2 separate regions of the Homo sapiens genome follow, and region 1 is linked to region 2. A link is an interaction called in ENCODE POLR2A ChIA-PET data of the cell type or tissue named here. Cell type or tissue: Panc1. All regions are shown on one strand. Links, peaks and the distances in the headings refer to the core of each region. The heading gives the core; the rest is flanking DNA.

The links. Peaks named below come from ENCODE experiments on the same cell type or tissue, not always from the same donor. Only the 100,000 strongest peaks of a DNase experiment are listed, where the experiment ranks them.
Region 1: POLR2A ChIA-PET joins it to region 2 with 14 read pairs; 1 of 35 experiments calls an interaction of 5 or more read pairs at or near these places.

The regions. Positions count from the first base shown.
Region 1 is chr18:77,062,209-77,064,940 of GRCh38, forward strand. All of the region lies in intron 3 of MBP (myelin basic protein), which reads right to left. Among named protein-coding and RNA genes, the nearest start is that of MBP, 69 kb to the right of the region's middle. RefSeq lists enhancers at 1,006-1,095, 2,511-2,732. In Panc1, for the core only: no CTCF peak of the experiment used is centred there; a DNase peak (open chromatin) is centred at 1,233; H3K27ac peaks cover 1,340 bases.
Region 2 is chr18:76,471,570-76,474,598 of GRCh38, forward strand. The region is part of intron 1 of ZNF516 (zinc finger protein 516); the gene reads right to left. Among named protein-coding and RNA genes, the nearest start is that of ZNF516-AS1, 19 kb to the right of the region's middle. In Panc1, for the core only: no CTCF peak of the experiment used is centred there; no DNase peak of the experiment used is centred there.

The sequences.
Region 1 (2,732 bases), core at 233-2,732, 590 kb after region 2:
TCACCTCAACTGAATTGCCTGCCTTTAGTTTAGCCCCACGATTAGTCAACTCTGGCGGGAGAAGAGGTGGAGACTGACTCCTGCCTTCCTTCCCGCCTGGTTTCTAAGGAGGAGGACAGTGTGTGCACTACCTGTGGGTGTGTGGGTCAGAAAACGCTTAGCAGCAACTGGTCTACTGAAAAATGGCCTGCTTCCCCAAAGCTTGGACAACGCCCAGTTCTCTAGGTTGTCGTGCCTTAGAGTGTTTTCTTCCTCCTTTTGTAACTAGGCAAAACAGTCTTAAGCATAACCAGAAAGCTGTCGAAAAAAAAAAAACAAATCACAGAAGATATTTGAAAGTGTGCTCTAACGAGTTATTTACTTAGATTGAAAACAATCCTTTGGTGAGATTTTTACCAGAACATGAAGGGCAAATAAAACTTCAAAGTGGATTGCTAAGAGAATGACTGGCTTTGGCCTTCACAGAGACGAGGAGGAAGGCTGCGTGGTTTTAGTTGTCTGTTTGTGGTTTTGAGCACTCAATGTGTGAACCATAGCAATAGCACCTGTGCCAGAGTCAGCACCTGGCACAAACTTCTCAATGCGCCAATCAGTCTTAACTCGGGGACTCTCTTATCAGCTGAAATACAACACTATTGCCTTTCGACGTTCACAGAGATCTTAGGTATGCGTGTCCTGCAGAGTGGTTAGCTAAGGATGATGGCTTTCTGCCCATTTCTCACATTCCTCGCTCATTCTTCTGATGCGTGGATGAAACGGCTGCCAAGAACCTAGAGATGACCATCACACGATCACGGTGACTTGTGCTCACGGGACATCAGGAATGGTTTCCCAACGTACTGATGGGATTTACTATCATGTCAAGGAAAGACCTTTTCCTAAAGTAGGTGGGAGCTGCTGCTCTCATTTAGAGTCACTTTATACATTACAATTTTAAAAGAAATTGCATATATGCCTCCAAGGTTATACAGCCAAGACTAATAGCCAAGATTATTTTAGTTTCTTTTCCTTCAGCACTCTGCGCCTTTAGAGTAGAGTTCTGTGTGCCCCAGGAAAGGGTCAGGCATGGGAAATTATTAAGGTCAATAGCAAAAGCCCCACAGTTCAACAGGCCCTTCCAGGTCGGCATCACTTGGGATTGTTGCTGCTAAATAATGCGTGCAGAGGCCTCCTGGGCCAGCCTCCCCTAGGGTGGATGAAATGAGGATGCCTGGACCACAAGCTCCTCCCACTTCCCCCTTGGTTTTGACTCAACCTGAATCAGGCATCAGCTGCAAAGGCCTGAAGGTGACTCTTGAGAACTGCTTCCTCGGCACACTCACGGGCAGAAAGGCTTGGAATGTGGGAGCTAAGTTCATTCGGCAGATATGCGAGCCTTGCTCCGGTGTCCAAGGACCTGGGAACACCTCAGTAAACACAACAGGCAGAAGTATTGCTCTTCCTATCAAAACACAACCCACGTTTGTGAAATGATGGAAATATTCTGCATTTCCATCATTTCCAGTAGTTTTCACATTCAATCCTAGGTAATAACTCTCTAAACTCAGTATCTCTTGGAAAAGATTAAGGAGGGCTGCGTTTGGAAGGGCTTCAGGAATGATATCATCTTGATAGCGTAAGGAAAGGGCTAAGTATAGAAGACCTTTTTATGTTATATTGTATCCATGCTGTATATATACCTATACATATGTGTGTGTGTGTGTGTGTGTGTGTGTATGTGTGTATTTGATGGTAACAGAACCGCTGCCATCGTTACGAATAATCTCAAAAGCAATTAGCTAGGGGAATAATGATAAAGATGATGTTTGCTTAAAAAAACAGTAGGCTTAGCCAAAATCATTCTAGAACTCACTTTTATTTATGTGTAAAACCTAAATTTGGACATTTGTCTTCGTGCTTTTCTATTACGTCTTTATATATGTAGCTGAAATGTATGAGTAAAGAGATCATCTAAATGAATTTTTATTCTAGAGTTTTATAGGCAGATTTATTCTTAAAACCATCAAGGCTGGGACATCCCATTCAAACTCATAGATTGTCTATTCTACGAAACCCTAAGTGTTCTCCAGAGTGCACGCTGCTGCTCCTAGTCATGGACGCGGCTGCCTTCAACTCCTTCCTCTTCTTCCTCTGCCACTGAGGATGGAAACCCCAGTACCTGAAGGCGGTGAGTTATGCTCAGACATGCCTCCAAGAAAATTCCTATAAAGAGCATAATAAAGTATGCAGAAATCAGCAGAGCACTGAGTCCCTTTTGCACTTGCCTATCTCCTTTCTAGTAAAGGAGTCCTCATTGCTTTCAGTCTCTGGGCCTTTGAGTTATGTTGATTTTCATGGACGCTTAAGATATTGAAACAGTCGGTAGCACTAAATCTGTTTTATGTGTGTTTGCTCAAGAAGGATGGAATTGTAGAAAAGAAAGGACTTTTGAAAAAGAGCAAGTTAATCACGAACAAAAAAAATCGGCATAAATTATCTTGTCTAACAGCTGAAATATAAAGAAAGGCCTTTCCATAAATAAGCAAAGATCATGCTAGGGAATGTGGCCAGGAAGCCTGTTTGCCTTGAATGTTGTCTGTAACCTACAGGGTGGCCTGATCTTGGGGAAAGGGATGCGTATTTTAGTAGCCACAAAATCACTCCTTTTTCCTTCGACCTATAGTGAGTTCTCAGGATCTGAGCACATTTCATTCCACCCCTTTTCCTCTTTGCTTTAGGAATAGATGAAGAAA
Region 2 (3,029 bases), core at 271-2,770:
TTCTGGTGTCCAGAGGCCACCACTGGTGGAAACACTCCACACACGACAGCTGGGCCTCAGCCAGGCACCAGTCGGGGCCTCACTAGATCCCGTCACGCTAGATCCTGTCACATCGCTGAACGGGAGATCCCAGAATTGGAGCCGACTTCCCCCAGGAGCCGGGTCCAGCATGCAGTCATGCTGCCAGTCCGTGGAGGCTAAACACCCTAAGATCCCTATCTTACTGCAGGTGTCCCCAAGACACCCACAGCAGATGGAAGCTGTTCTGGGACTCCGGCCCCACCCAAACTGTCTACCCTGGATGTCTCATTCCAGGACATCACGCCCACTAGGACTGTGTCCCTGCAGGGTCCTACCCAGGATACAACAGCTGCCCTGCACCCTCCCTCCCTCTCAACGCATCCAGTGGATGGACCAAGTCTTACAGACTCTAGACCTTCCAGCATGAACCAAGTCAGAATCACGGCACTCTGCTCCAGTTTCTCAGTCACAAATCTAGCCCAGAGCTCCATCCTCTTCCTGTTCTGAACCATCAAACCATCTTCCCTTCAGAAACCTCCTGCCGGTCCCTTGGTCAGCGTCCCTGGCCTGTGACGCTTCCTCCCTGCTGCAGATTGGCTGAGGGACCCTCCACAACATCTCTTCCCATTGCCCTTGGGACGGAGTCCATATTCCTCAAGACAATTCACAGTCAAGATGATGTGGTCTTTAACGGCTTCTCAAACATCAGCTCTTGGCTACCACCCAGACACCCCTGCCATCCCTGACAGGCATGTGCACAGACACTTGCACATGTGTGTGTGCATTTGCATAGGCTCACTACACGGGCACACTTGCAAACGTGCACCTATACACAGGCGCACTTACACGTGTGTATATTCACATATGCATGTATGTGTGTATATACACGTACACTCAGGCACACTTACACACATATGCACTTGCGACACGTGCGCTCACACGCATGAACACACAGGTGTATGCACCTCTGGCTTCAGCAATATGAAATTTCCTTAGCTCTCCTGGGCTCTGACCCACTTTTCTGCTGCTTGGATTCTCACCTAGCTCAGGCTAGCTCCTCCATAAGGACGAGTGTCCTCACCAGAGTCCTTTAAGAGCAACCTGGAAAGGTCATCCGGTCAAACAGGATGGCTCCAAATGAAGGCCTCACAGGCAGAAAAAGCAATAATAAAATCCGGCAATGATCACTAAATCCAGTAAGCAAGGAAATAAATATAAATAGAATTACATCCAAATAACTGTGATCTACACATAAAATAAACATGCGATCCTTACCTGTCTTGAAATAAAAACTATGTCATGTAAAAATTAAAAATTAACACTAATAGACTAAAAAACAACAGCCAAAAAAGGAATGACAATAGCAATGTGGGGAGAGGGAGGAGATGGGGAAAGAAGAGGAAGGTAATAGAAGTGTTCTAACTTCTTTCCCAAAGGGGAAGTCAAATTGTATTACTACTGATGTTGATACATTAATACAGCTTTAAGAAAACATTATAAATACCGCCACTAGTGGAAGCAAAAGCATTATATGCTTTCTATATGCTTTCTGATTTTAATAATTAAAGGACAAGAAATATAATTCATATTCCAATAAAGAGAAAAGAAGAAAAAGCGAGGAAGCACAAAAGTTTTTTTTTTCTTTAATTAGGAAAGAAGACCAAGTAAGTCAGTTTCAGAAATAAATATTAATGGAATAAACTCACTTATTTAAAAAAAGACTCCATGATAGGGTTAAAAATTAAATTGACTATTTGCTCTCTGCAAAAAAAAAAAAAAAAAAAAAAAACACCTATGACTGAGGAACTCGGAAAAGCTGGACACGTAGAGAAAAATATATCAGAAAAGTACAAACAAAAGCAACATGGAAAAAATATACCATTAAAAGTTTAATGTGTGGTCAAAAAAGGCAATTAAACAAAAGTAGTTGGCTGGGTGCGGTGGCTCACGCCTGTAATCACAGCACTTTGGGAGGCCAAGGTGGGCGGATCACGAGGTCAGGAGATGGAGACCATCCTAGCTAACACGGTGAAACCCTGTCTCTACTAAAAATACAAAAAATTATCCAGGCTTGGTGGTGGGCGCCTGTAGTCCCAGCTACTTGGGAAGCTGAGGCAAGAGGACGGCGTGAACCCAGGAGGCGGAGCTTGCAGTGAGCTGAGATTGCACCACTGCACTCCAGCCTGAGCAACAGGGTGAGACTCCATCTCCAAAAAAAAAAAAAAGTAGCTATCTTATAATCATAAAGGGTAAAGTAGAACTCACAAAGAAGATGTAATTGTCCTAACACTGGGTTGTTGGTTGTTTTTGTGTGGGGGGGGGGGGGGCTTTCTTTTTGAGACAGGGTCTTACTCTGTGTTGCCCAGGCTGGCCTCAAACTCCTGGGCTCAAGCAATCCTCCTGCCTCAGCCTCCCAAGAAGTGGGATTACAGGAAAGCACCCCTCCCCCAGCTGTAGTTATATTACACTTTTAAGTCAAATAACACAGAATAACACAAACACAGAATAAAATGCATTTAGAAACAGCTACAGTGAATACCTGAAAAGACAAACAGAGAAAAATGATCTGGAAGAATTGGCAAATCTCTCGTAAGCATGGCAGATTAAGTAAGCAAAAGTAGTAAGAAACAGACAGCTTGAAAAATAAAGTAAGGCTTATCTAATATATGAGTATCACACTCCACAATTTGCTATTTTGCTAAATTGGCAATAGAACATCAAATGCCTCCATATTAACCACAAGGAAGGCTCTAAAAGTTCCATAAATTCAAAACAGTACAGGTCCCAGGAGCTCCATAATACAGTACCATGACACTAAAAATTAACAAGCAAAAACAAAAACAACACTCATAGAAGTTCAGCCATTTGGAAAATTCTAAACTCTCTGTAACAACTCCTGAAACAAAGAAGAAATCAAAGTGAAACTGCAAACTCTCTTCAAAGTACCAGTGTCAAAATTTATGGTACACAAGAAAGCTAAAATAAAATTCAATTACTTGCTACAATAA